Linked DNA regions of Homo sapiens: region 1 is linked to region 2. The links are chromatin loops, found by intact Hi-C in ENCODE. Cell type or tissue: PC-9. All regions are shown on one strand. Each heading gives the region's core, and the rest is flanking DNA. Links, peaks and the distances in the headings are about the cores only.

Region 1 (15,813 bases), core at 4,927-7,426, 81 kb before region 2:
CCACATGTAGATGCTGAAGGCCAGTTAAGGTCTCAGCTGCCAGCCAGCACCAACTGCCAGACATGCATATGAGTAAGGAAGCCTGAGATGGCTCCAGCCCCAGCTGCTGCCCAATTGCAACCAAATGAAAGACTTTGAGCAGGAACCATTGGGGTGAACCCAGTCAGCCCCCAGAACCATGAGAAATAATAATTAAATGACGTGGTTGTTCCAAACCACTACGTTTTGGGGGTAATTCATCAAACAGTAATAAAAAACAGGAATACCATTTGTGCATGGCTGTAACCTGACTCCTTGAGAGCAGATTCCAGGGTTGGTTCTGCTTCAGATGGCACAGTCCCTGGCATCCACAGCACCTTCTAAAGCTTTGGTAGAGAAGTTGAATGATTCCCACCTGGGCAGAGTTAATGAACTCTCTCCCAGTATTCTTTCACATTATTGAGACCTCCTTATGTCTGTCCTTCTTGATCATCTCTTAAAAATGAAGACCACCCCTCCCATTCCTTCATCGCCTGATCTGACCTGAAGGAGGACTGACTTCAGGACATGACAAGTTCCTCAGGGCAAAAGAGTTCACCAACTGGTTTCCTCACTGTCAAGAAAGAATCTGGGGTGAGAAACACCAGGTGCCTAAGAAGGCAGGAGAGGAAGTACCACTGACCCTTGGCTCACTCACCTTTTGAACTCTTAATGATGTAATTTGTGGCAAACCCAAAGGTTACCATGATGTGTTACTCTGCTGAGACTGGTGGCTGAGTCATGATGGGAGGCCAGTGTGTGGAGTGGGTCACTGGGCTAGTGACAAAGCCAGTTTACTGCCCAACCCCACATCTCAGTAGAGTTGCTCTTTCCTTACTGAACCAACAACCAGGCCCACAGAAAAAGCAAACTCTCTAGTGCTAGGGGTTAAAGTATTAGAAATCGATGATTCTTAGATAGGGAATAGGCACCATCCTTAACAATAGTCACACATTTGAGGATGTCTACACATACTCTTCCCAAATGCTAAGGGTCTCTCTGCTCAAAAGGGTAAGGAAGGCAAGCTTCGTTGACATCTCAGTGTTGGGAAAGCAGCCTGTCTTATGTCCTGGGCATGGAGGAAACTGTTGAGATCTGTTGGGCTGCTTTTAGCAGGTTAGATTGAAGGGGCAGCTCTTCCTTGCCTGCTTCTAGCTGAGCCCCCTGAGACCTGTCTTCAATCACTGCCATGCCTGCCCCACCCATGTTCCCACGGCAGGTTGAGAAGGACAAGGGGTCCTACCTCAATGGTGATAAGATGACTCTGGGTGAGGCATTTCTGCACAGGGCCTCATGACTTGGGCAGGAGCAAGTTTCTGGGGTCCTGAGACACTGGGCTGTCAGCATCTGGGTAAACCAGGCACCAACAGATTCCCACTCTGGGTTTACCTAGTAGTACCATGTATGGTATTAATCTTAATCAGTTGAGTGTCAGCCTAACACTCTACACTGCGGAGATCATGGGACAAAGAGATCAAACGACTTGCTCATTAGAGTGAAATCAATGTAATGTGATATTAAATTGGAAGTTTTGGCTGAAGCTTTAAGAGACAATAAATATTTGATGCCAAGGAGCATTAGGAAGTCCAATCTGAAACCTCAATGGTGAAGATATTCAAATATCACATTCACAACTTGTGAGCCCCTTACTCACATTAAAGGTGTAAGTTGATGTGAAAAGAGTCCAGAGGAAGGCTGTTGTTAGAGGCAGGATTTCTTGGAGAGAGCTGATGGTGTAGTGTACTCTGCATCCTCCCAACCCCCAGGAGGAGAAAGAGGGTGGTAGGAATGCTTGCTTCTCACCTTAAGCCTAGAGAGGTGGGCTTTAGGGGTCCACTCTGCAGAGCCATAAACTAAACAGAGCCTAGATTTTAAATCTAAGTCATCATAGGACTTTTTGTTACTGAAGCATAAGCAGCAAAAGACACAAGGTTTCTTTCTAATTATATTACTTGACTCTGGCTTATTCAGCATATTGCTGAAACCTTGAAACTTCCAAATAACCCTTGTTAAAGTACTTTTAATTGCTCAAAACCACAAGTACATCTAATATCATCTGGAGGGACAGGCAAGGCTGGGGCTATTATCTCTATTTGGCAGATGAGGAAACCGAGGTTCCAAAAGGTTAAAAAACTGGTTCACGGTCACAGAGCAAGCCCTGGACTCTAGTCCGAGCTGTGTTGACCCTTCTGCTTTGGTTTCCTTATCTGTATAATCTTGTTCAGAATTCTAGTTCCAAGCTATGCTCCAATCCATTTACCCATGTGTAGTATCAGAATCCCATTTCTATTGGCCACTCCTGGTACTAAAAATCACAGGTGCAACAGGGTTGAGGATGGGGCTCTGGTAGGAGGATTTTTGTCTCTTTCTTCCTCCTCCCAACTATATTGAGGTAAAAATCCTGCTAACCAGAATGAAAAGGAAAGCTATTCAGTGTTGGAAACCAGTCTAAAGAACATGAAGAGGCCGGGTGCGGTGGCTCACGTCTGTAATCCCAGCACTTTGGGAGGCCGAGGCGGGTGGATCACAAGGTCAGGAGATTGAGACCATCCTGGCTAACATAGTGAAATCCGTCTCTATTAAAAATACAAAAAATTAGCCAGGCGTGGTGGCGGGTGCCTGTAGTCCCAGCTACTCTGGAGGCTGAGGCAGGAGAATGGCATGAACCCGGGAGGTGGGCTTGCAGTGAGCTGAGATCGCGCCACTGCACTCCAGCCTGGGCGACAGAGCGAGACTCTGTCCCCAAAATAAAAAAAAAAAAAAAAAAAAAAAAGAACATGAAGAAAGTGCTTAGTTCCACAAATATGGAACATATCACAGCTCTCCTTTTTCATTGACATGGTGGACATTTTCAAGCTAGAAGTTTATCACACCAAAAAACTCATGATTTCCACTCTTGGAGAGACCTCCCACCATCATATCCAAGTTATTATTGGGCCTCTAACTCCACCCACTGCCGTTTCTCTCATTCTGCATGTGGAGGAAGTTCCAGCGAAGTTACCCCATATGTGGAGAACTTTAAAGCTAGAAGAGGTGATAAAGAGGCTGCTGAGGGATGGAATAAGGTCAGGCAGCCAAAGCCCCTTGCTCAGCACCTGGAGCACAGGAGCCACCCAGTAACTGTGAGCTCCCCTCTGGGGACCCACTCACTCTAGTCCCAGGCAGAACCTGTAGGCTGGGCAGGGCTATGTGTTTTCTGCCAGTTCCACAGGGAACCCACTCTGTGGTGAACTCAGGACATGCACCAATTGGTAGCCCTTGGCCTGGAACCCAGTTCAGAAGTCATATAAGCAGTGGGTTGTTTGTGCTATCTGACAACAGCCTCTCTAGGCTTCCATGAGCTTGATTTTCCCTAGGCTGAGAGATTTGCTAGCTATTTCTTTTCTGCTTCCCCATTACAAAACTGATAAAAGAACAATGCAGAGGTCATTGGTGGATAATATCAGGTCCAAGTGGTTATCAGAGAGATGGTGGTCACAAGGCAGAAGAGCGACTGTGTTATCCTCTCAAGTTTGGCTTTACTCTGTTGTGTGTGTATCCTCCTGACATACACATTCAGTGTATGTTTTCTGTGGGCCAGGCACTGTGCTAAGGCATCCTAGACATAATCTCATTTATCATTATTCCCAGTTTCCAGATGAGAAAACTGAGCCTCAGAGAATTCTTATGATCTGCCTAATATTGCACAGCTGTACATGAGGCATGAGGATTTGCCACAGGTCTGTTGAACTCCATAGCAGCACTGTCTGGAGGGCCAGACCACAGTACTCCCAACAACAGCTACCCTCCCCATCCCCAGTCTCCTCCTTACCCAGGGCCTTCATGTAGCCCTCAAAGTTTTCATTACTCTCCATCTCCCAGGTTCCATTCTGGTCCCTTGTCATGGTGGTGGCCACTGGTTCGGTGAGGGTTTGTGGTGGATGGCAAGGAGCAGGCTGCAGGGAGAATACACTGGAATGAGCTTCTTTTATAGCCTAGTGGGCCAGGTTTGTGACTCTGAAGATAAGAGGTTCAAAGGGCAGAAGCACAACTCAAAAGAACTTTTCTTTGTAAAGTTCAGCGAGACTATAGGTAACCCACGAACAAAGTCCTGGTATGGCCAGGCGTGGGTGTCCTAGTGTCCTGCACCATAAGCAGGGCCCTAGAGCAGCTCATTTTTGGCTGGCTGGGTCCCCATGGGCCCCTTGTCCCACACAGAACATTTCATCCAGTAATGGAAGAAAACAAACATCCAGGGTCTACCCCACATGTACTATGGGTCACTAGTACCCAGGCCTCAAGCCTGGAGTCTATCAGCCATGAATCCAGCACTCATAGCAAGGCTGGTGAAACTGAAAAGACAGAATTCACACCTGTGGAGCTCTACTCTACTCTGTTCCAGGCAGCATGCATACTTCATCTTGTTTCAGCTTACAAGAGCTCTGTGAGTTATGTTTAACCATCCTTATTTTACAGATGAGAAAGGATCATGGAGGTTAAATCACATGTCTAATCACAACTTGTAAGTGGTTGAGCCAGGATTCAAACTCAGATCTGTTGGGCTCCAAATCCTTTTCTTCAACAGTGTGCTAGGTCAGCTTTGAAAGAGGTTTGGAGCCTGACTTAAGAGACCAAATCTCTCTTGCTTCCCTGTGGAAGCAAGGTGCCCTGTGGACTTCCTAGCAGCAGGGTGAGACATGAGAAAAGTGTTTTCTGGGAACATGATTCTGCTAAAAGCAAGCTGAGCCTGGAGGGAGTCCAGATGGAGGCAGAGGGGTAGTGGAATGTTGTTTTAAGATCCAAGGGGAAAGCTGAGGATCACCTGGATCAAAGTGGGGGCATAGCTGGACAAGGACCCTTGGTTCAGGAATGTTCTCCAAATGGGCTGTCCCAATGGAAATGGGTTTAGTTTATTGCTCTGACACTCTATTCCAAGATGTGGTGTCTGAGAAGTGACTGTGAAGAATGGAGGTGTGGCCTGAGACAGATATACCATGAGTTCCCAAAGTGAGACCTATTTTGATGATGACACTGCAGCTCTCATATATGTATCCTTGTGCTGTGAAATCTAAGTAAATGACTCTGTGTGTGGTACGAGGGATATAAAACAGCACATTTATCTTTCAGTAAATACACTGGAGTTAGGAAGACAGAGTGAAAAATGGCCCAGCTGTTGTCAAAAGGCCAATGGGGAAAGGTAAGGGGTGAGAAAGAAATAACTTTACCACAAATGGAAAATGAGTGGAGGAAGGAGTAGACAGATAAGAAACCTTGGAGATTCATCCTGTGAAGTCCAGCCAGAAGCTGCTGTAGACTGAGCATTCAGCCTCCTGGGCTGGAGAAGTAGATAGTCCCTCCCAGGTCAAATTCCAGGGCCTCCACCGTCCCTCCTGCCTGCAACTGAGGCCTCCTACCCCGTAGGCCTCTCCTGTAAGAATGTGTAATGAGAAGCTGGCCTGGTAGGGGAAGGGGCTGGGGGCAAGACAGGAGTTGCTAATTGCACTAAGCCAGGGGCTTGGGTTTTCATGGGCATTGAGGGGGGAGGAATTTGTCTTGGTGTAAGACGCAAATTTGAAACTGAGATGTCTATATAAAGCCAGGCACTTGAAGGGCTACTCCCTCATTGAGGGTGTAAATTAGTCAAAATCTGCAGCAACAGACAAGAAAAAAGTTTATCTACTTGGCATGGGATCTACATAGGTTAAAAAAAAAAGTTCTGTTCTGCTCTGACCTTGGTTTGGGGTTTGAATTTATCCTTTCTGTTAGCTAAAATATTAAAATAATAAATGTCCTGTGCTTGTTAACATTTTTAAGCTGCCAGGAAGAAGTAAATGTAAAAGCTGTGAAGAGGAACACACCTTCAAAACCAGATCAACCAGAATTCTGTGTGATAAAGCCATGCCAAATATGAGCTCATAATCCAAAATTGTAACACACACTGACAAACACATACAAACTGATGCTCTTTGTAACCCACCAAGAGCATCATCAGAAGAAACATACAGTGAAATTAGATTTCCAGGAGTTTCAATTAATAAAATCAGGTACAGACTATAAAATAATTATGTTTAAAATGAATAAAGAAAATTTAAAAGCACTGAAAACATGAAAAAGGAATAAAATAATGTTTTTAAAAACAGATTAAAAATTTAAAAAGAGTAGTTCTTAAAAATATAATCACTAAAATTAAAAAGGTAATAGGTGGGTTAAACAGTTGATTAAACACAGCTTAAGAAAAATTAGTGAAATAGAAGATGCAGTCAAGGAGATTACCCAGAATATATTAACACAGAACATACTGTGATGCAAATGTAGATAAAAATAAAATTCTAAAATTTCCCGGAGAGAACAAAGACAACCATACAGATTACCTATAAAAGAACAATGTAATAATGAGATCGATATTAGGCTTTTCAACAACTCTGATGGAATATGACAAGGGAACAATATCTTGTAATAATGTGGGAAAATACATTTGAATAAAATTCTAAACCCAGTCAACTATCATTATATGGTAAGAGTTTCAGATATACTCTTACCATATAACCTTAGTTTCAGATATACTCTCGTACTTGAATGATATAAAAAAGTTTCAGATATAATAGCCACAATATGGAAACAACCCAGACTTCCATCAACGAGTTGATGGATAAATAAATTGTGGTATATTCACACAATGAAATACTACTCGACAGTAAAAAGGAGCACTCTCCTGATATACACAGCAAAGATGAATCTCACAGACATTATGCTGAGGGAAAGAAGCTTGACACAAAAGATCATATACTATATAATTTCATTTACATGAAACTCTAGAAAAGAACAAGCCTAATCTACAGTGATATACAATAGATCAGTTTTTGTGGGGCCAGGGAGAGCAGGTAAAGGTAAAACTCAAACTCTACCCTTGTGATCTGTGCCTTCTTATTGTATGTAAACTATACCTTAATAAAAAAGGTATAATTATGTTGATTATTTATAGAAAAGCAATTTAGTACAAACTCAAACTAAAATCATGTATTATACCCACATGAGTGATGGGAAGTAAACTTGTGCTAAGGAGGCTGTAATTACTGATTGACTATATGTTTGTGAGAGATATTAGTTTAAGCATTTTTTTTTAAATTAAGACTAACCCTTATAGAGCAGAGGTTCTCAACCTCTAACAAGCATTAGAATCATCTGGAGGCTTATTACAACACAGATCGCTGGGCTCCACCTCTAGAATTTCTGACTTAATAGGTTTGGGTTAGGGTCCAAGAATTTATGTTTTTAAGTAAGTTCCTGGGTGCTGCTGCGGCTGCTTGACAACCACAGTTGAGAACTACTGTTTTAGAGTAACAGAAATAAAAGAGGAAATAAATAGAGAGGGAAAATAAAATCCTAAAGCTTGGAGTCAGCCACACCAAGTTTTGAATCTACGTTTCAACGCTTCCTAACTGGGGGATCCGTAACGTTTCTGAGTCTCAGATTCATTCTTTGAGAATCAGGGTCATTGTAAGAATTAAACAACACCAAAAAACCAAAAAGCTCTTAACAGAGTCCTGGCACATAGTATGTGTTTGTTCCAAGATAGTAACTAGATATGGGGGCGACAGACCAAACTCCTAGTAAGTGTGTGACTTGTCCTAAGCCCTCAACAAAACACAGCTTCAGCATATTCTTCTGTTCCAGATCTATGTATGTGTAGGAACTGGGGTTGGTACTGAGGGGAAAAAGTGAGGGATAGTGGATGAGAAAAAGCAAGTGCTACTCAATAACTCAGCCACTATTGCCTACAACTTCCATTTAAGGAACACCACAATCTTAAAATTGGTAGCAGAGCCCAATTTCAAAAGTTCTGTCCTAGGGCCCCCAACTCTGTCCGCTACACTCACAAATCACATACCTGGACATTCCATTTTCTCAGTTGCCTGGGTGACTCCATTTCTGAATTTACTTACCTAAGTCCTTGTGGAATTCTTCAGGTGACTTTTAAGATGGAGGAAAATGATCAACTATAACCAATCTTTCCAGGTTACAAGAAGCTTTCTGGAGACTACATGAAAAAGAGCAGAGGTGGGTCTCCCTAGAAGCTTGGTTCTGAGATAAATCAGTCAGCTAAGAGTGAGCACAGCAAGGACTCTCAGGAATTTACCTGCTGTCCTTGGGAGCATCTGACTGCAGCAGCTGGGCTCCTGGGCTGGCTCCCTACAGGCAAGCAGTCTCTCTCTGGCCCAGGCCCAGGCCCACCCAGGCTCGCCGAGCTCTGTCCTGCTTTCTTCTTCCTCTTGATGTAAGAAGGCATTCCCTTAGCAGGCAAAGGGCCATTGGCTGGAATGTTTGCTCAGCTTGTACGCAGGTTTCCACTCCTGGGCAATGCCCCTGTGACTTGCACATCTAGCTTAATTGAATGTTCTCAGTAGGAGAACTAGATGCTCCATTAGATTTGTCCTCACATGGAGGCCCCGGGGAAAGTGTGTCTTGGAGTTCCTTCAGCCACTAGGTAGGGCTGGGTCTAGTCTTAATTTTTCATGTAAATTGTGCCCCTTCTTAAGGCAGAACAGGAGAACAGGGGGATTACAAATCCTCATCCCTCCCATGGCCACAAGGACTCAAATTGCTCTGGTCCAAGAAGGGGCCCTTTGCAATCCCCTTGTCCTCTCCAACCTCCCCCAACAGTTGAGAGTAGGTAGTAAGCTGGCAGTGGTCAATCCAAACCACCTCTTCCCAAGGGAGCTGTTCCTGCCTCTCTACCAAGGATCCTTGGAATGCCCTTGGCAATCCCATCCAGTGAAACTTGAGATTCCCTGACTTTTCTTTCCACTAGACCTAAGGAATGTATGGCATTTTCATTTGACATATTATGGAAATCTTTGCAAATCAGTACATATGATCTACTTCATTCTTGTTTATTTGTTTATCTATTCACATTTCATTGCATTTTAAAGCAGGTATTAATGTAATAACATTCACATAGTTAGAAATTCAAGCAATAGATATACAATGAAAAGTCTGGTTCACTCATGTTCATTTTCCACTATTGCTACTGTTAAACAGGAAACTATTTGTATTAATTTCTTGTGTATCTTTCCGGAGTTTCTTTATAAAATCAAATATAAAGATATATTTTCCCTCGTCTTTTTATCCAAAAAGTAGAATACAACAAACTTGAATCCTCATTTTTTTTACTTAATAGTATCTTTTTAAAAAATAATTATTTTTAATTTTTATGGGTACATAGTTTTTTATAGGTACATAATTTTTATGGGTACATAATTTTTATGGTTACAAACAGGAGGTATTTTGATATAGGCATACAATGCATAATAATCACATCAGGGCAAATGGGGGTATCTATCACCTCAAGAATTTATCCTTTCTTTGTGTTACAAACACTCCAGTTATACTCTTTTGGTTATTTTAAAATATTCTATAAACTGTTGTTGACTTTAATCACCCTGTTGTGCTTTTATAAAATACTCAATTTTATGTAATCTTTTTTGTACCCATTAACTATCCCCACTCCCCCTCCCCACTACTCTTCCCAGTCTCTGGTAATGATTATTCTATAATACTCTCCATTTCCATGAGTCCAGTTGTTTTAATTTCTAGCTCCCACAAATAAGTGAGAGCATGTAAAGCTTGTCTTTCTGTGCCTGGCTTATTTCACTTAACATGATGTTCTCCAGTTCCATTCATGTTGTTGCAAATGACAGGATCTTGATCTCTCTATGGCTGAATAGTACTCCATTGTGTATATGTACCATATTTTCTTTATCCATTCGTCTGTTGATGGACACTTGGGTTGATTCCAAATCTTGGCTATTGTGGCTAGTGCTGCAATAAACATGAAAGTGCAAATGTCTCTTTGATATACTGATTTCCTTTCTCTTTGTTATATACCTAGCAGTGGGATTGCTGGATTGTATAATAGCTCTATTTTTAGCTTTTTGAGGAACCTCTATACTGTTCTCCATAGTGAATGTACAAATTTACATTCCTACTAACAGTGTATCAGGGTTCCCTTTTCTCCACATCCTCAGCAGCCTATTGCCTGTCTTTTGGATACAAGCCATTTTAACTGGGGTGAGACGCTATCTCATTGTAGTTTTGATTAGCATTTCTCTGATGGTCAATGACGTTGAGCACCTTTTCATATACCTGTTTGTCATTTGTGTAACTTCTTTTGGGAAATATCTATTCAAATCTTTTGCCCATTTTAAAATCAGATTATCAGATTTTTGTCCTATTGAATTGTTTGAGCTCCTTATACATTCTGGTTATTAATCATTTGTCAGATGGATAGTTTGCAAATATTTTCTTTCATTCTGTGGGTTGTCTCTTCACTTTGTTGACTGTTTTCTTTGCTATGCAGAAGCTTTTTAACTTGATGTGATCTCACTTGCCTTTTTTTGCTTTTGTTGCCTGTGTTTGTGGAGTACTACTCAAGAAATCTTTGCCCAGGCCAATGTCCTGAAGATTTTCCCCAAAGTTTTCTTATAGTGGTTTCATAGTTTGAGGTCTTAGATTTAAGTCTTTAATCCATTTTATTTGATTTTTGTATATGGTGAGAGATGAGTCTAGTTTCATTCCCCTGCATATGGATATCCAGTTTCTACAGTGCCATTTATTGAAGAGACTGTTCTTTCTCCAATGTGTGTTCTTGGCCCTTTTGCTGAAAATGAGCTCACTGTAGATGTAGGGATTTGTTTCTGGGTTCTCTATTCTGTTCATTGGCCTATGTGTCTGTTTTTATGCCAGTACCATTTATTATAGCTCTGTAGTATAATTCGAAGGGAGGTAATGTGATTCCTCCAGTTTTGTTCTTTCTGCTCAGGATGGTTTTGGCTATTCTGGATATTTTGTGGTTCATTTAAATTTTCAGATTTTTTTTTTTATTTTTGTGAAGAATGTCATTAGTATTTTGAATGTCAGTAGTATTTTGTGAAGAACGTCAATAGTTTATAGTACATTTGGGATGGCATTGAATCTGTAGATTGCTTTAGGTATTATAGCATGGACATTTTAACAATATTGATTCTTCCTATTCATGAACATGGAATATTTTTCCGTTCTTTGGTGTTCTCTTCCATTTCTTGCATCAGTGCTTTATAGTTTTTATTGTAGAGATCTTTTACTTCTTTGGTTAAGTTTATTCCTAGCCATTTTATTTTATTTATGGCTATGTAAATGGGATTAGTTTTTTGATTTCTTTTCCAGGTTGTTTGCCATTGGCATGTATGAATACTACTGATTTTAGTATGTCGATTTTGCATCCTGGAACTTTACTGAATTTGTTTATTAGTTCTAGTAGATTTTTTGTGGCGTCTTTAGATTTTCCTAAATATAAGAAAATACCATCTGGATATTTTACAAAGATAATTTGGATATCCTTGTAAAAGGATATAAATACTAGTAAAGGATATATATCATATAGGTATATCAAAGTATATACAAAGTATACCAAAGGATATACTTACAAGGATATATATCCTGGATATAAATACAAGGATAATTTGTCTTTTTCCTTTCCAATTTAGATCCCCTTTCTTTCTTTCTCTTGCCTGATTGCTCTATCTAGGACTTCTAGTACTATGTTGAATAACAGTGGTGACAGTGGGCATCCTTATCTTGATCTAGATCTCAGAGGAAAAGCTTTCAGTTTTTCCCTATTCAGTATGATATTAGCTGAGGGTTTGTCATGTATGGCTTTTATTGTGTTGAGGTATGTTCCTTCTATACACAGTTTTTTGAGGTTTTTCTTTTTTATCATGAAAGGATGTTGAACTTTATCAAATGCTTTTTCAGGATCAACTGAAATGATCATATAGTTTTTGTCCTTCATTCTGTTGATATGATATATCACATTGATTTATTTGCATATGTGAAACTATCTCTTGCATCCCTGGTATAAATCCCACTTGGTCATGATGAATGATCCTTTTAATGTGTTGTTGAATTTGGTTTGCTAGTATCTCATTGAGAATTTTTGCATCAATGTTTATCAGAGACGTTGACTTGTAGTTTTCTTTTTTTGACGGGTCTTTGTCTGGTTTTGGTATCAGGATAATACTGGCCGCATAGAATGGGTTTGGAAGTATTCCTTCCTCCTTTATTTTTTGGAATAGTTTGACTAGAATTGATACTGGTTCTTCTTTAAATGTTTGGCAGAATTCAGCAGTGAAGCCATCAGGTCCTAGGCATTATTTTGCTGAGACTTTTTATTATGGCTTCAATCTCGTTACTTGTTATTGGTGTATCAGGTTTTGAATTTCTTCATGGTTCAATCTTGGTAGGTGTGTGTGTCCAGGAATTTATTCACTTCCTCTAGGTTTTCAAATTTATTGGCATATAGTTACTCATAGTAGTTTCTAATGATCCTTTGAATTTCTGTGGTATCAGTTGTAATGTCTCCTTTTTCATCTCTGATTTTACTTATTTGGATCTTTTTTTCTTAGTCTGCATAAAGGTTTGTTGATTTTATTTATCTTTTCAAAAAATGACTTTTTATTTCATTGATTTTTTGTATTTTTTTCATTTCATTCATTTATTTCTTTTTTTTCTTATAAGGGATAGGTTATTTTCAATGTTAGAGCATCAAGAGCAGAGTCCAAATTTGAATGCCATTGGAGTAGGAAGAAAAAGCATACTGAATGTGTAGCAGGGGCTCAACAAATAAGTTAGTTATTTGGTAAGTAACTTTAAAAAGAACAATTTTGGAAAAGGCTAAAAATTAATTCCTGAAATATATCTCTTTAAAAAATGAGCTCTATATTTTTCTATATAAAGTTTTTTTAATTGTGGGGAAATTTATATAATATACAATGAACCATTTTAAAGTACAATATGGTGATATTTAGTGTATTCATAATATTGTATAAACACCAGCTCTAATTTGAAAGCTTTTTTATCACTTCACAAAACAGCCATACATAGTCACTCCCCATTCCTCCCTCTCCCCATCCTCTGGTAACCTCCAATCTGCTTTCATTTCTATGGATTTACCTATTCTGGATCAAAAAGCAAACCATACAATATATGTCTTTTTACGTCGAGCTTCTCTTGCGTAGCATAATGTTTTCAAGGTTCAAGTTGCAGCATATGTCAGTACTTAGTTCCTTTTTATAGCTGAATAATATTCCATTGTATCTATATAACACAGTTTGTTTATCCATTCATTTGTTGATGAACATTGGGTTTCTACTTTTGTCTCCTAGAAATAATGCTGCTATAAACATTCAATTGCAAGTTTTTTTTTGTGGTCCTATGTTTTAATATCTCTTGGGTGTATACCTAGCAGTGGAATTGCTGATATAGAAATAGTTCTGTATTTAACTTTTTAAGGAACTTCTAAATGTTTCCAAGTGACTACACCTTTTTACATTTCTGCTAGCAATGTATGAAACTCTTATTTCTTCAGTTCACTAACACTTGTATTTCTTTTCCTTTCTATTTTTTCAAAAATATATAATTTCAATAGATTTTGGAATACAAGTGGTTTTTTTACATAGATGAATTGTATAGTGGTGAAGTCTGAGATTTTACTGCACCCATCACCTGAGTAGTGTACATTGCACCCAATATGTAGTTTCTTATTCTTCACCCCACTCCCACCCTCCCCATTTCTGAGTCTCAAGTTCATTATACCACTCAGTATGCCTTTGCATACCTATAGCTTAGCTCCCACTTATAGGTGAGAACATACCGTATTTGGTTTTCCATTCTTGAGTTACTTCACTTAGAATAATGGCCTCCAGCTCCATCCAAGTTGCTGCAAAAGAGAGCTTTCATTCTTTTTAAGGCTGAGTAGTATTCCAGGGTGTTATATATATATTGTTATATATATATATATATATATATATATAAAACTATATATATATATATAACAATATATATATATTTATATATATATATTGTTATATATATATAGTTATATATATATATATATATATATATATATACACACACACACATACATACATACATATACACATACCACATTTTCTTTATCCACTCATTGGTTGATGGGCAGTTAGGTTGGTTCTATATCTTTGCAATTGTGAATTGTACTGTGATAAACATACGTGTATAGGTATCTTTTGGATATGATGACTTCTTTTCCTTTGGGGAAATACCCAGTAGTGGGACTGCTGGATCTATTAATGGATTACTTTTAGTTCTTTAAGAAATCTCTATACTTTTTTCCATAGAGTTTGTACTAACTTACATTCCCACCAGCAGTGCATAAACATTCCCTTTTCACCACCTCCATTCCAACATCTATTGCTTTTTTTGACTTTTTAATAATGGCCATTTTGGCTGGAGTAAGGTGATATACCATTGTGGTTTTAATTTGCATTCCCCTGATGACTAGTGATGTTGAGCATTTTTTCATATGTTTGTTGGCTATTTGTGTATCTTCTTTTGAGAAACGTCTTGTCATTTGCCCATTTTTGATGGGATTACTTTTTTTTTCTTGCCACTTTTTTTTAAATAAGTGAATTATTTTTTTTTTATTATTATTATACTTTAAGTTTTAGGGTACATGTGCACAATGTGCAGGTTAGTTACATATGTATACATGTGACATGCTGGTGCACTGCGCCCACTAACTCGTCATCTAGCATTAGGTATATCTCCCAATGCTATCCCTCCCCCATCCCCACACCCCACAACAGTCCCCAGAGTGTGATGTTCCCCTTCCTGTGTCCATGTGTTCTCATTGTTCAATTCCCACCTATGAGTGAGAATATGTGGTGTTTGGTTTTTTGTTCTTGCGATAGTTTACTGAGAATGATGATTTCCAATTTCATCCATGTCCCTACAAAGGACATGAACTCATCATTTTTTATGGCTGCATAGTATTCCATGGTCCTTGTAGATTATGGATATTCCTTTCTGGATGCATAGCTTGCAAATATTTTCTCCCATTCTGTGGGTTGTCTGTTTACTCTGATAATTATTTATTTTGTTGTGCAGAAGCTTTATAGTTTAATCAGGTCTCATTTATTTATTTTTGTTTTTGTTGCATTTACTTTTGCGGTCTTAGTAATAAATTCTTTACCTAGGCTAATGTCCAGAAGAGTTTTCTCTAAGTTTTCTTCTAGAATGTTTATGGTTTCAGGTATTTTACTTAAGTCTTTGATCCATCTTGATTTGATTTTTGTATATAGTGAGAGATAGGCATCCAGTTTCATTCTCCTACATGTGGCTATCCAGTGTTCCCAGCACCATTTATTGAATAGGGTGTCTTTTCCTCAATTTATGTTTTTGTATCCTTTGTTGAATATCAGTTGGTTGTAAATACTAGGTTTTATTTCTGGGTTCTCTATTCTGTTTCGTTGGTCTAAATTATCTATTTTTATATCAGAACCATGCTGTTCGATTACTATAATCTTGTAGTATAAGTTGAACTTAGGTAATGTGATGGTCCCTATTTGATCTTTTTCCTTAGGATTGTTTTAATTATTTGGGCTCTTATTTGGTTCCATATGAATTTTAGGATTTTTTTTTTCTAATTCTGTGAAAAATAATATTGGTAGTTTGATAGGAATTGCATTGAATCTGTAGATTGCTTTGGGCAGTATGGTCATTTTCATGATATTGATTCTTCCAATTCATGAGCATGGGATGTGTTTCCATTTGTTTGTATCATATCTATGATTTCTTTCAGCAGTTTTGTAATTCTGCTTGTAGAGATCTCTCACCTACTTGGTTAAGTATATTCTTAGGTATTTTATTTTAATTTTTGCAGCTATTATAAATGAGATTGAGTTCTTGATTTGATTTTCAGTTTGGTTGTTGTTGGTGTATAGCAGTGCTACTTATTTGTAT
Region 2 (15,813 bases), core at 6,246-8,745:
AGAGTCCAACTCAGACTTGCTCTGGAAATCTGCCTGCACCCCATTTCATTCCAATCTTTCCAGGTCAGGCAATGTAAATGGATTTCTCCTCATGGACTCTCTGACATTCCCTGATTCAGAGGCAGAGAACCCCCATATCGCCTCAGTTATCTAATACAGAGTGACACCAACATAAGCCTTGAGGTCAGAGGAGGGGGACCAGAGTTAGGAGGGGGAGCTTTCTGGAAGACACGGGGCTCAAGGGGGTCCCAAAGACAGAATAGTACTAAGAGGGGATAGGAGGAGAGGGGAGTGCATTCTGGATCAGAGAAATGGTATGGGCAAATATTGTGAGGTGGGAAGCCAGTGATTTATTACAGCAACAGAGAAGATCTCAAGATGTTCAGGGGAGAGGGTTCATGGATAAACAACTAGAGAACAGACAGGAGCAAAAGGAAGTGATGAGATTCAGAGGCTCAAAGGTCGACCGAGAAGCCAGGCGTTTTTCTCGAGATGATGAGAAGCTATTGAATGCTTTTGACACCCGAGTGACTGCAGCACAATTTGAAGATATTTTGGGAGGAATTATCTTGGGAGGGGGTGAAGGGCAGATGCGCTCCATCCCCTAGGAGCTCTGCAGAGGTTCATCAGAGGCCAAGCTGTCTGCTGCTGCCAGGGCACGCCTACCTGCATTTCTTCCTTCTCTCAATTCTCAGTGTCTCCTAAATAGAGACCATTTGCCTCAGAGTCCTGGGGTGTTGTTAAAGCCCAGATTCCTGGGCCTACTCCAGGTTACTGAATCAGAGTCTGGATGCGCCCAGCAGATGGCATCTTTACCAAGCTCTGTAGGTGAGTCTTATGCTCTCTGCATGTTGGGAACCTGAGCCCAGATATCTTTATAGCTCAGTTGCCCTGGCCACTTCCCTGTGCTCTGACCCTGGCAATCTGGGGCAATCTGAGGCCCAGGGCCTTGGCCTTCCTGTCTCTATTAGCAGGAGCTCAGTAGATGTCCATTAGTCATAACTGAGATGGCAGAGGACACCGTGGGCCTGATAACATTTGTGAAGGCTGGGGAGAATTTTCTGAAATAATCTCCATGGCTGGCACAGTGTTGACATAGATGTGAATGTCTGGGCTTGGTCTGGCTGTTCCAGAAAAACAGTATTGCTCATCACAGCAACCATCACCATTGTCCACTTCTGGCCTGCTGATGGCAGGCTTTCCAGCCAGGCTGTGGTCTTATTTCACCCATTCATTCACTCAGGGTTTGAGTTACTTTCCCTCCTCCCTCCCTCCCTCCCTCCCTCACTTCCTTTCTTCCATCATCCCCCTACCCTTCTTTCTATTTAAGATGCAAGGAGCAGAAACAGATTCTGGAGAACTTAAGAAATAAGAAAATTTATTAGATGGATTATCAAGCAGTAAACAACATTTTTGGGAGGGAAATAAGAAAAACAAGTGTGACCTCATACTGGGTTCTGGTTAGAACACAGCCACTAGAACAAACTCCAGTCTTTTTCAGTCTGTTGCTGTACTTCAGGTTTAAAATCTGGGAATGAGCATGCAGCAATGCTCCACCAGATGAGGAAGAAAAGCTGTTAAAAGGAACTCAGGATGTTGTTAGGAAGGGGGAGTGGATGCCAGGCCTTCACCAGACTATCCAGAAGCCATTCCATGGGGTATTTGGTCTGCATACTGTGAGACACTGAGCTGGTTCCAACACAGCCCCTGCTGTCACCAGGTACACAGTCAGGCCAAGGAGACAGCCACGGAAATGGGAAAACCAGGATGAGTGGAGATGTGACTGGGGATGTACAGGGGCTCGGGAGCACAGAGGAGAGACTCTCCTCCAGCTTTGATGGGAATGAGGTGCAGGGTACTGGTTAGGGAAGACAGGTCTCTGGAAGAGATGACACCTTGAGATGAGATGAAAATCCACACAATCCTCACAAGCATCCATTTGTACAAATTTGCCATCCTTTTTCCAAGAAGCCAGTTGAATTTTGGAGACAAGGTTCTGGGGCTGCAGAGGATTGGGCCCTCATGCCTGGCTTGATGCTCCCAGTTCTGAGCTCAGTGCGCCTCTTGGGCAGGAGTTTCCTGGTTCCTCTGCAGAATCGGCCTGAAGGTGGTGGCTCACCAGCCAGCTTCAGTCCCTTTCCTCTGCCCTCCCCTGTGGAAGTCAGGCTCATCCAGGCCCAGCTTCTGCCCAACCAGCCAGGCTCAGGTGCTGGATGCCCACAGTGGAAGGAGAACAGTGAAGAGGGGCTGACATGTAGGTGCCATCCCCGCCAGCTTTCCTTTCTCCCTCCAGTGGTGTGGTTTGGCCACCAGCATGCCACCCTAGTCTACTGCCTCTAGCAAAACAGGAGTAAGAGGATATATGCACAAAATGCCAGGTTACTTGGGTTACTTTGTGATTTAAGGGGCACTTACTCAACTGTTTGGGGTGCCTATCATTTCCTTCTTCCTACTTACTCTTCCCCTTTACAGAAATGTCACTGCCACAGTTTGAAGAAGAAACATATGGCCCCGACCTGCCAGTCATGGCCACATGGGCAAGGATGAACAAGTCCATTCAGGGACAGCGCATGTCTCTGGGAATTTGGAATCATGACACTGAGATGAGGGGTGAAGGGGGAGGGTCATCTGGCCATAGATGTTAAGGCTGCTGGATAGGGAGAGAGAAGGAGAGAGAAGAAGAGAAAGAGAGAAGATAGGGAAGAGAGAGAAGGAGGGAGAGAGAGGGAGAGAAAAGGAGAGAGAAAGGAGAGAGAGGAGGAAGGAGAGAGAGAGGAAGAAAGAGATGGACAGAGGGAAGAAGAGGGAGAAAGGGGAAGAGGAGGGAGAGAGGGAAGGACAGGGAGAGAGAAGGGAGAGAGAAAGGAAGAGGAGGAGGAGGGAGAGAGAGAGGGGAGAGGAGGGAACTTCAATTTCTTCTTTTTTTCCCAGTTCTCCTGAAACCTATCATATGTCCTGTCATTGGGTCCTTCCATTCTTGACATTCTTATGATACCTGATGCTCCCACCTCCTTTATTTAGGCAGTTTGAAGAGTTCCTTTTTGCCAATAATTAAAAATAATCCTTGACTTAGGCACCCAGCAAATGCTAGGAACAATGTTTGCCCGTGAATTGCTATCTCTTTGTGGCAAATAAATTCCTGAAATTCTTCATCATAGATTATCTGTTGAAATAAATAAATGGATTTTGCTCATGTTTGTCTCAAAGATAATGAAGGAGATTCTCTGGAAAGGAATAAGGAAATGAGAATTTTAGCAGCTCTATGGGATTCTGCTTTTTATTTTTTTAAAAATCAACTTACTTAAAATCTACTGTCTACAATCTGGTAAGATCTATTAGAATAAAATGTACACATACCATTTAACATAGCAATAAACACTCCTGGGAATCTATCCAACAAAAGCACTGGCTTCTAAGGGTTTATGCATAAGAGTGTTTGTTGCAGCATTGTTTGTAGCAGGAAAAAAAAAACTAGAAAAAAACTTTAGACAGTAACTTACTAAACTGTTCTTCTAAATATTGTGTTGCACATACTATCAAGTATATGTGTATAAAAAGGGGTTCTTCCCAGGAGGCAGAGGTTGCAGTGAGCCAAGATCGCGCCACTGCACTCCAGCCTGGGTGACAGAGTGAGACTCCATTTAAAAAAAAAAAAGGTGGGGGTTCTTTGTGAAAACATGCCTCAGAAACACTGGTTTACACAAAGTTAAACAGGTTTGTTTATCATGGGCTTCTCAGAACAATTCAGATGATTATTCAGACATTATTTTATGAAATATTTATTGAGCACCCACTATGAGCCAGAAGCTGTACTTAGGAGAAGAGTCAACAGTTTCAGGAGTCATGAGTGTCCCCAAGGAGAAGGGCAGGGAGGTAGGACTGCAGTGGGCAGAGCCAGAGAGGCTTCCTGCGAGACGTGACTTGAGGTAGAGAGTTGAAGAAGACTCTGAGTTACTCCAAGGAAGTGGAGAAGCAAGAAAGCGTGCCAGGCAGAGGGAACAGCACCTGCTGGAGCACTCATGGGAAGGAGGGTGGGGTGAGAAACTGGAGAAAGCCCCATGGATGAAGCAGAGACAGAAAGAGCTGCCGGGGGGAGGCGGCCACCCCATGAGGAGCTGGGTTTTCACTTCAAATGCAAGCAGGAGAAACTCAGGGGAATTTTTCTTTTAAACACCTTAATTAAGGTGTCATTTAAATAACACAATATCTACCCATTTTATGGGCACAGTTTGATGAGCCTTAGTAAATGTACACAGTTGTGCAACTATCATCACAATCTAGTTTTAGAACATTTTTATCACCCCCAAAATTTTCTTGTGCCCACTTGCTGTCAATGCCATTCCCAGGCACTGACCTGCTTTTGCTTCTATAGTTTTGCCTTTTCTAGAAATTTCATGTGAATGGAATCATTTAATATGTATCTTCTGTGTCTGGTTTCTTTCACTTAGCTCATTTTGAGGTTCATCCATGTTGTTGCAGGCATCACTAGTCCTTTGTAAAATTGCTGAACAGTATCCCATTGCATGGATATAATACATTTGTTTATATATTTGTCAGTTGAGGGGCACCTGAATTGCTTCCTGTGTTTACTATAGTGAATTATGGTGCTACAGATGTTTGCCTATAAGTCTGAGTGGACATATGTTTTTACCTCCTTTTAATAGATATCTAAGAGTGGATGCTAGATTGATTTGAACTATTTTAGTGGGCATAAAATGGTATCTCAGTGTGGTTCTGGTTTGTATTTCTCTAATGACTAATGGTGTTGAGCACCTTTTCATGTGCTAATTATATTCATCTATGTTATCTTCTTTGGTGAAACATCTTGTTTGGGGACTTGCTTGAGGGACTCACAGACCTCAGAGGCAGTTGCATCCATGCAATGGTTACCATAGTGAAACACCACACAACAGGAGGAAAGGCACATAAGGTAGAGTCTGGAGGTGTCCACATGCAGGCTTTTAAAGTTCTGTCTTCTAGGGTGGGGTTTGCACTGAACATGCTTCTCTCCCCAGCAGTGAAATGCAGCAACAGTGCATGCTGTTTCTGCCTGGGGGCCTTGCTTGAGACTCGACATCCAGAGTTTTTTGTGGCCTAGTGATGTAGGCACTCTTCTGCCACACAACCAATGGTGATTACTGAAATTCCAAACTCCTAGGAGAAAAGCAGGTGTGCACCATTAATCATACTGTTTGTACAAACAGTTTAGGCAAGCTGGTACTGTAGGATTCAGTGCCCTGGGAAGGCAAAACAGCCTTATCAGCTGGAAACATAGGTAACATTCCAAAAGCCAGGTTCTCAGATGCCAGGCAAAGGCCAGCTCCACAGGCAGACCCTTCTACAGAGCAACATCAGGCCTGCTGTGTTCCCGTCTCCCGCACATGTCTAGTCAAATCTTTTGGTCATTTTTTAATTGAGTTGTTAGTCTTCTTATTTTTGTCATCAGAGTTCTTTAGATATCCTGAATTTAAATTGTTTATTAGATATACATTTTGCAATTTTTTCCCCAGTCTGTGGCTTATCTTTTCATTTTCTTAATGTCCCTCAGAAGGAGTTTGGGAAGGGAAGTAATATGACCAGATTTGCACACACATACAGCTGCCCTACCTGCTATGTGGAGAATGGACTGGAGGGGTCAGGACTGGATTGGGGCATCCTGTTAGGAGGCTGTTGGGTGATCCAAGTGAGAGATGATGGCAGTTTGGATGGAGAAGCAACAGAAGGGATGGAGAAAAGCAGCTCCATACAGCGGGTGTATAGAAGGTAGGACTGAGAGGGCACGCACTCCACACATTATAGATTTTCAACAGGGGAACAGAAAGGAGGCCTCCCCAAACTCATGCACAGAACACATTATTATTATTCTTTCTAGTAGTGAAACTCCATTCATTTGTGGGATTTACATATTTGATAATTTGGAAATGTAGGACAAGATGAATTTGAAGATTCCCTCTAGTCCTCACAGTCTGTGGTGCCATGAACAATCCTCTATGAGGTTATTTCAACAATACTAAAATACTCTGAGGCGTGTGCCTAGATGCATTATTACAGATTGTTTATTAGTCACACATGTATATCTATAATGCCAATTTTTGATCCAGGAAAATAACTTCATGACTGAAACTGAACACAATCTGTGCATGAAGATCCTTGCAGAAAGGGAGGGCAGAAATACTGTTAGCCTAGAAAGTGTGAGGATGGGGATAAGGAAATTCATATTCATGTATTAACCCAATTACCAAATGTACCTTGCAAATCTGGAGCGCTGTTGGTTTAACATGGGATTTCACATCATTCCGTCCCAAGTGACACAGACAGTATTATAAATGAAAAATCCTTTCCTCAGGCTAGGATACAGAGCTCCTCTCATTTGGGCACTACATGCTATCACAGGAGAACCTTTATTTAAGGCTGGAAATTCTATTTACTCAGGAGCCCAAACCACTGTTTTTCTGTTCTTGCAAAATAAACAAAACACCCTGGCAAAGCAGATGCAGAAAAGACCCGAGGGAACGGAAAGGAATGTGGAATCAGGTATGCAGGTCAGTGTTAACACAATAAGTCAGGAGCACAGCAGTGATACATATTTCTCTTCTGATGCTAAAAAAAGGAGGCTACATGAATCAATGAGATAAAGTGAGAGTACAGAAATTAAGACATATAATGTTTTATTTATATATGTATTTAATGAAGTAGGTTTTGTTGTTTTATTTTAGAAAGAGACAACATAAAGGCTCAGAAATGGATGTTTTGCCTGGTAGGGGCTGCATGATGCACACATGGATCAGGGAGATGATGACATCACCTCCAGACTGGTTGGACTTGGTGCCCTGAGCCTATGGAAAGCCTGGACAGGGGCATGGGGGCTTCAGACACCTGCTGTCAGGTGCATGATGCAATAAGGTACCCCTTCTCCAGGAAGTGATGATGAATCCAGCTCAGCATGCTGCACATTTTGGCCTCTTCTTCCTCAAGGCCTTTGCATGTGATGTTCCCTCTTCCTGAAAGCCAGCTGCCTCCACCCATCCCCAGATCTTGTGAACTCACCCTTCAGGTCTCAAATACATTGTCACTTCCCTTCTGTCTACACTGTCATCAGGGCAAATGGCAAATCCATTTTGTAGAGTCAAAACCTTGTATAATTTTGAAGGCCCTTTTCCAGAAATAAGAATAAAAATTATTGATTTGAAATTAGAGATCCATATAATTAGGGCCCTTTCTGGGACCCTGGAAACAAAGATTCTCTGCCCCTGGGGAGCTTCCAGTCTGGCTAGACATGCACTGGATCCAAAGAAGGCTGGGTAGGCTGAAGTCAGAGGCACTCAGAGTCTTAGAAAACCAGAACTAGAAGATAATTTAGAGGTGTCTGATTAAACCTCCCATTTTAGAGGCAGGGAAATGGAGGCTCACAGTGGGGGAAGGGAGTTAGTCAAAGTCACACAGCTTGCTGTGGCAGCTTTTGGACAAGGCTGTCTGATTCCTATCCCCCTGGATTCTCAGGGTCCTTAGGGACCTCTTGGAGTGCAGAGTTCATTTAGGGTGAGGAATGGCTGGCAGCTTCAGCGGTTGCAGGGATCAAAATCTGCTCCCCACCCTGACCTTGCTGGATCCAGAAAATCCTGATTTCCTACTTCACTTCATGACACATATGCAAACACTGAGATGTTTTGCGGGGGGGGAGAAAATAGATTCTTCCTAACGGGCCCTTTGTTTTTCTGCATGACTAAACCTGTAGCAAGGATGAACCAGAGTAAAACCATGGAGACGTAAATTCTGAATGCATTCAGTCATGTGGTCAGCAAGTATAATGAGTAAACCCAAACATAATTAGGCCAATCAAAACCTTTCCCTAATTTGGTAACGGAATGACAAATCCTACATGCACATGAGGCCCCTGTTCTAATATTTCAGAGACCTACCTGAAAAGAGCTATCGGCCCAGTGGTTTCTTTTAGAAGGCCGTTTGTGTGGCACCAAAAAGCAATTGCTTCCTCCATTCCTACTACCTGGAAACACAAACTTTTAAATTCATGCCAGTTCAATTGGAACAGTAGCAAATTTCATGAAGCAGCTAAAAAGAAGAGCAACAGCTGGTACATCAGGCATTAATAATATAACAAAGGAAGAAAAAAGAGAAATTTTTCATTAGTACTTTTTGATGTCAATTTATTATTTATCCCTTTGCCAGTATTCAAACAGACAGGCAGTCATAAAACATTAAAAAAGATCCTTTAAAACGGTCAGGCATCTGTTTTACCTCAGTTCCTTTTTAGAAACCTGGAAATCAGGAGCCCCGGCTTTTATGCTATAGCAAGTTTGACACTTGCTGTATCAAAAATATTGCTTGAGGATCACTACGTAGAAAGAGTTTTGTTTAAATTTTATGAAAAGCTGGTTAGGCAGGCAGACAATGGTTTCTAAGGCAAGATCCAGTGTAAATCAGCAATGTGCTGTTTCCAACTGTTTGACTCCTCAGTTCATATTCTGAAACCAGGGCGTTGACAAAACCCACTGTTCAGTAATTAGCATCCTGTCAAATCTTTCCAATCAAGACTAGCATGCTGCACCTGGTCCTAGTTAAAAAACACATTGTGGGCAATTCTGATCTGACCCTCAGGGGCCGCTGCCATGCTCAGAACTGCATTCAGCGTGCATGCCATAATTACCATCCACACAAAATAAGTAGACCTCCTTGTCCAGCAGCTCTGAGAGATTCTGCCTAATCCTAATGACCTGCCACACCATTTTAACTTCTTTGATAAATGTCTATCCTTGTGATTTAGACCTTTCCTCTCCTGTAAAGAAGGTATCTCTTCCTGGGACAGAAGACTCCTCAGAAGTAGAATCACTGTAGAAATAAAGCAAATGAAAAATGGAGAAGCAAAAACCAAAGTAAAACAGAAACCTTAACAGCCCTCTCCCCAGCAGGAGCTTGTTGGAGGAGGTGTGGGTGCTGAGTCCCCCCTCCCTAGCTTGTCTTGCCCTCAGTGCTCTGGGTGCTTTTGCCTTTCCAGGTACTGCCCTTGGTGTAGAGGCCATGGTCCTTGATGTACGTGATGACAGCATCGGGAATCAGGTACTTTACGCTCTGCCCTTGGCCCAAGGCTCGCCTGATGTATGTGGCACTGATCTCATTCTGCACAGGCTCCTTGGCCAGGTGAATGTTGTGCTGGTGCATCCGTAGGATGGGAGATTCTGCGATGTAACCTTTTGGGTCGTGACCTACTCGGCCCACGCACACCAAGCCAAACTTCTCCACTATTTCCTGGATGTGCGCATCCTTCCAGAGGTTGGGGGTCTGGAAGGTCTTCAAGACGTCTGCCCCACAGAGAAGCTTCAGCTCAGGCACAGCTGCAAAAACAAGGATGGACCCAGTAAAGTTAGAGAGAGGTCACTGCCAGGAAAGACAACATCATTGGAAAGTCTCACAAAATGCTTTTCTTGGATGTATCGAGAACTCAGTGTCTCCATGTTCATGACTTGAAAAGAAAAAGCATGTAAATGAATCTGCAGCCATTTCAGGGAATACAGTTGTAAGTAATGATTTAATCAATACACCTTTTGTTTAATATTGGAAAAGTGCCAAGGAATACGATTTTTTTTCTTTTCAGTGTTCTAACAGAAGTCTGTCTGTGGTTGCTTTGGACCAAGGCAGAGTGCTCTAAAGGTGGCTGTGCTGTACCCAGTACTGTGTCTTCTGATAGAAGGTAAGGTTCTGAAAGCTCTGAGACCAACAAGCCATGGGCCTTGGACAAGTCACTGCCTTATTTGAAATCCATTTCAGCCCTTGTGTTACTAGGAACTAGTACCTGGCACTTTTATATAACAATCTCACTATAAAGATTAATTATAAAGGCTCTTTGGATAAACAAAAGGTCTCTAAGACTCCAGCTGGTGGCCTTTTCATTGCAGTTTCCAATAAAACAAAGCTCTAGAACAATGCTTAATGTGGATAATCCTTTGGAATGTGTTCTAACAGAATGCTAATTGTGATAATGAAATAATACATAACATTTATTGGGAGATTACTGTGGGCACTACTACTAAGCTCTTTATGTGTATAATACCATATGCACCCCAGAACAATTTATGAGGTGAGTATTGTGCCCATTTTATGGAGGGGGCAACTGAGGCAGAGAGAGATAAGTGACTTGCCTGAGGTCACTCAGTTAGGCAGATAAGTCAGGTGTCAAACCCAGGCAGCCATCCTCCAGGTGTGGCATTTGTAACTGCTGGGTTCTGCTGCTGCCTGCTGGTGGAAATCTGTACCTGCATTATACTGGAGAAGCCCTTCCTAGAGTTCCAGACTGATTTTCCTGGCACTATCCGTGTCCCTCTTGGTGAGCTAATCAGCAAAGGAAATCCAAGTCTATGCTAGAAACAAGCTGCAGGGTCTCTGATTCTTCCAGAAGCTGATCCCAGCTTCAGTAAATGGCAAAGACTGGGGTCCCAGAGTACTGGCCCCTGTCAGTCACCACAAAGTCTGAGTAAAGAGAGGCTCCAGGGCTACCATACTGGAGAAAAACTTGTGTAAATGGTCAGTTTAGGATCCTCTAAGGTGGAACCTTTAAAGGAATCCAAATGTGGACCAGAGAGATGAGTTCACACAAAAGCACTGGAGCAACTGTGGAATGGAAAGTGAGAGACTGGAGGTGTCATGGAGAAGTCTGAGTCCTGGCCTCAACTGGGCACAGGCTGCTGTGCGGCCAGAGCCAAGACCTTTCTCTGGGTATCAGTTTCCCCATCCATGAGATGATGAGCTCTAGACTCATTTAAAGCAACATATGCAATCACAGAAACACACTTTTCAAATGCTCTAGCGGCATAATACTGGTCTAGTAAACGATATTCAAACATTCCTTCATTCATGCATGTATGAACTCTTAGTGGTTACAAACTAAGACTCTAGAGCCAGACACCTTACACCCAAATTCTGGTTCTGACGTTCAATACCTCATGTGATCTCAACTTTAAAATGAGGATATTACCCTTCATTTATTCATTCATTCACTTATCCATTTACTCATTTATCTACCACTCTATTCATAGAAACACCCACTCAACATTTATGAATTGTCTCCCAGTGTCTGGCCTTTTTAAACCAATAAAACAGCATTTAACAATTATTCAGTAACTCACACTTTTCACTAATTTGGGCTGGTCCCATTGCTCACAACACATATGTATATTTGAACGGTTCTGCATCTGTGAAGTTTTACTCCAATTTCTTATCTATCCAACCAGTGTAGTATAAAGGAGAACAGTGTTTGGTCTTTCAAACAATTAGGTAGTTTTATGTGGTCTTCCTATGGGGGAGGTACTATGATGTGCATTTCATTCCAGGATTTGCTGGGACCTGGGACACACCCCCTCTCTTCCTACAGGTCAGAGAACAGAGAAGATACCACCTCCTTTTTCCAATAGATTTTTTTGTGGGGACAATTTCTGCATGTCAGTTTCAACATTGGGTACCGTTTGATTCATTAACAATGACAGCAAGGAATACTATTCACTTTGAGCCTTGCCTAGAAGGAACAAGGGCCCACACCTCCCCTGCCCCCCAAATCAAAGGCATGTCTGTGAGGCTGGTGGTGCCTGTTATTTCATGACGACAATACCATGTGATAGATCACTTCTCGGGCAACATGGGCCTCAGACTTCTAATTCCTGGCAGTCCTGTCTTCAGGGCTCACAAACGCATTCACACATCTCTTCCAAATCCATTTACAACACTGTTACAAAATTTTTAGACCGAGTGACTCTATCCAAGTCCTAAGTATGTAACTCCAGGGTGTAGTATAAAGAAATCAATACGATTTCTCCTAACAGTGATACAGATACATAAACAAATGGGATGTCCATAGGCATTCTGGGGGCAGTGTGCTCTACCTTTGAGTAGCTAAGGGCTTTGAAAGGTAGATAAAACTGAAATTTACATAGACTGTGAGGGAAGTGCCACTAGGATCTTTGAAAGTTTGGTTGTCCTAAGTCTGTGAGATCAAAGAACACCAATCTTGAGGTCAGTCAGCTCTGGGTTCAACTTTAAATCTGCTGGTACCCTCAGGAAAATTACTTAGCCTATGGGCCTGTTTCTTCAGCCATAAAATGGGGATAGTAAAGCTTTCTTTGGAAGTTATGGGAATTGAGTGATGGAGAGAATGCAATGTAAATTTCCTGTCTGGCGCAGCATGTGAACACTGCCACCAACAGTGATGTCTGTCATGGTACCTCACAGACACACTCAGAAATGTGGGACTTCTGGGTCTAAACAGGACATGAGAGATGAAGCATCTGACAGGCAGCACCTAAATTTACCATACAAGGCCACCTTGGAACATTCAGTATAAAACGGAAACAGATAAAGGGCCTGCTCTGTTGGGAGAGGGAATCCTCTGAATGTGGCTGAGCTGTGCTTGGTTCCATCAGCCATGGGTGGGCGCCACCTTCACAAAAGACAGACAGAGTCAGCTGTTAAAGAACTGAAGGCATCATCCATCCCAAAGTGTCACACCCAAGCAGCCCAGAATGTAGCAATCCATATGACTCTGGGTGAGCCCAAGGAGGCCTGCAAATCATAGAAGTGATGGGCAAAGCAAGGCTCTGGCAGCCAGAAATTGCCGAGCTCATCACGTAATTTGCAACCCCAGAGTATAACAGCACACCAATAAAATACGCAGCACACAAAATGGTCCTTTAGAAATATGTCACTAGTAACACACATGCCATCTCATCAAAAGCCAAACTTATGCTGAGAAAAATTCCACCTTCCTGTTTTTAATTGCTCTACATTTTACCCCAATTACAAACATCAAACTGTGTTCATTATGGAATGTATGGAAAATATGTAAGTATTTAAAGCAGAAATAACAACAACAATATTAATTCTGCTTTCTACAAAACACCATCAGTTTTTAGTGTATTTCCTTAGTCTTTTCTATTTAGACATGCTAACAGATGGGAAGTATAGTCATATTTTTATATACTTAAGATTATATGCAGTATTGTATCCTGATTTTTTTCCACTTCCTTCATAAGTGTTTCTCCACATCATCAAAACCTTTTATGTAGTTTCTTTATGCTATGTATACAGTATAATTTAGGTATACTTTCCTTTATATTTAAACATTGATATTGCTTTTACTTCCTGCCATTGTAAAAACTGTTGTGATAAACATCTTTCTGCATAAATCTTTGTCCCAATCTCTAATTATTTCCTTAGCCAGATTCCTAGAATGGGAATTTATCAAGCAAAGAGTGCAAAGATTTTTAAAGTCCCTGATATATTTTGGTAAACTGAAAAACATAGTTTTCTTTTTTTAAAAATTTTATTATTATTGTACTTTAAGTTTTAGGGTACATGTGCACAACGTGCAGGTTTGTTACATACGTATACATATGCCATGTTGGTGTGCTGCACCCATTAACTCGTCATTTAGCATTAGGTATATCTCCTAATGCTATCCCTCCCCCCTTCCCCCACCCCACAACAGTCCCTACTGTGTGATGTTCCCCTTCCTGTGTCCATGTGTTCTCATTGTTCAATTCCCACCTACGAGTGAGAACATGCGGTGTTTGGTTTTTTGTCCTTGTGATAGTTTGCTGAGAATGATGGTTTCCAGTTTCATCCATGTCCCTACAAAGGACATGAACTCATCATTTTCTATGGCTGCATAGAATTCCATGGTGTATATGTGCCACATTTTCTTAATCCAGTCTATCGTTGTTGGACATTTGGGTTGGTTCCAAGTCTTCGCTATTGTGAATAGTGCTGCAATAAACATACGTGTGCATGTGTCTTTATAGCAGCATGATTTATAATCCTTTGGGTATATACCCAGTAATGGGATGGCTGGGTCAAATGGTATTTCTAGTTCTAGATCCCTGAGGAATCGCCACACTGAATTCCACAATGGTTGAACTAGTTTACAGTCCCACCAAAGTGTAAAATTCTCCCTATTTCTCCACCTCCTCTCCAGCACCTGTTGTTTCCTGACTTTTTAATGATCGCCATTCTAACTGGTGTGAGATGGTATCTCATTGTGGTTTTGATTTGCATTTCTCTGATGGCCAGTGATGATGAGCATTTTTTCATGTGTTTTTTGGCTGCATAAATGTCTTCTTTTGAGAAGTGTCTGTTCATATCCTTTGCCCACTTTCTGATGGAGTTGTTTGTTTTTTTCTTGTAAATTTGTTTGAGTTCATTGTAGATTCTGGATATTAGCCCTTTGTCAGATGAGTAGGTTGCAAAAATTTTCTCCCATTCTGTAAGTTACCTGTTCACTCTGATGGTAGTTTCTTTTGCTGTGCAGAAGCTCTTTAGTTTAATTAGATCCCATTTGTCAATTTTGGCTTTCATTGCCATTGCTTTTGGTGTTTTAGACATGAAGTCCTTGCCCATGCCTATGTCCTGAATGGTAATGCCTAGGTTTTCTTCTAGGGTTTTTATGGTTTTAGGTCTAACATTTAAGTCTTTAATCCATCTTGAATTAATTTTTATATAAGGTGTAAGGAAGGGATCCAGTTTCAGCTTTCTACATATGGCTAGCCAGTTTTCCCAGCACCATTTATTAAATAGGGAATCCTTTCCCCATTGCTTGTTTTTCTCAGGTTTGTCAAAGATCAGATAGTTGTAGATAGGTGGCATTATTTCTGAGGGCTCTGTTCTGTTCCATTGGTCTATATCTCTGTTTTGGTACCAGTACCATGCTGTTTTGGTTACTGTAGCCTTGTAGTATAGTTTGAAGTCAGGTAGCATGATGCCTCCAGATTTGTTCTTTTGGCTTAGGATTGACTTGGCAATGCGGGCTCTTTTTTGGTTCCATATGAACTTTAAAGTAGTTTTTTCCAATTCTGTGAAGAAAGTCATTGGTAGGTTGATGGAGATGGCATTGAATCTATAAATTACCTTGGGCAGTATGGCCATTTTCATGATATTGATTCTTCCTACCCATGAGCATGGAATGTTCTTCCATTTGTTTGTATCCTCTTTTATTTCATTGAGCAGTGGTTTGTAGTTCTCCTTGAAGAGGTCCTTCACATCCCTTGTAAGTTGGATTCCTAGGTATTTTATTCTCTTTGAAGCAATTGTGAATGGGAGTTCACTCACGATTTGGCTGTTTGTCTGTTATTGGTGTATAAGAATGCTTGTGATTTTTGTACATTGATTTTGTATCCTGAGACTTTGCTGAAGTTGCTTATCAGCTTGAGGAGATTTTGGGCTGAGACGATGGGGTTTTCTAGATATACAATCATGTCATCTGCAAACAGGGACAATTTGACTTCCTCTTTTCCTAACTGAATACCCTTTATTTCCTTCTCCTGCCTGATTGCCCTGACCAGAACTTCCAACACTATGTTGAATAGGAGTGGTGAGAGAGGGCATCCCTGTCTTGTGCCCGTTTTCAAAGGGAATGCTTCCAGTTTTTGCCCATTCAGTATGATATTGGCTGTGGGTTTGTCATAGATAGCTCTTATTATTTTGAGATACATCCCATCAATACCTAATTTATTGAGAGTTTTTAGCATGAAGTGTTGTTGAATTTTGTCAAAGGCCTTTTCTGCATCTATTGAGATTTGGTTCTGTTTATATGCTGGATTACATTTATTGATTTGCATATGTTGAACCAGCCTTGCATCCCAGGGATGAAGCCCACTTGATCATGGTGGATATGCTTTTTGATGTGCTGCTGGATTCGGTTTGCCAGTATTTTATTGAGGATTTTTGCATCGATGTTCATCAAGGATATTGGTCTAAAATTCTCTTTTTTTGTTGTGTCTCTGCCAGGCTTTGGTATCAGGATGATGCTGGCCTCAT

Evidence for each region. Peaks named below come from ENCODE experiments on the same cell type or tissue, not always from the same donor. Only the 100,000 strongest peaks of a DNase experiment are listed, where the experiment ranks them.
Region 1: it touches region 2 in a loop (4-fold over the local background); 1 of 110 quality-filtered maps calls a loop at or near these places.

The regions. Positions count from the first base shown.
Region 1 is chr3:139,472,558-139,488,370 of GRCh38, forward strand. The region is part of intron 3 of COPB2-DT (COPB2 divergent transcript); the gene reads left to right. RBP2 (retinol binding protein 2) reads right to left here and starts at 3,959. Exons shown (of 4, transcript NM_004164.3): 1 at 3,830-3,959. The coding sequence starts at 3,902. RefSeq lists an enhancer at 290-1,489. In PC-9, for the core only: no CTCF peak of the experiment used is centred there; a DNase peak (open chromatin) is centred at 5,884.
Region 2 is chr3:139,552,043-139,567,855 of GRCh38, forward strand. NMNAT3 (nicotinamide nucleotide adenylyltransferase 3) reads right to left here. Exons shown (of 7, transcript NM_001401600.1): 7 at 8,149-9,350. The coding sequence ends at 8,968. All of the region lies in intron 3 of COPB2-DT (COPB2 divergent transcript), which reads left to right. Among named protein-coding and RNA genes, the nearest start is that of RBP1, 20 kb to the left of the region's middle. In PC-9, for the core only: no CTCF peak of the experiment used is centred there; DNase peaks (open chromatin) are centred at 6,509 and 7,689; H3K27ac peaks cover 1,196 bases.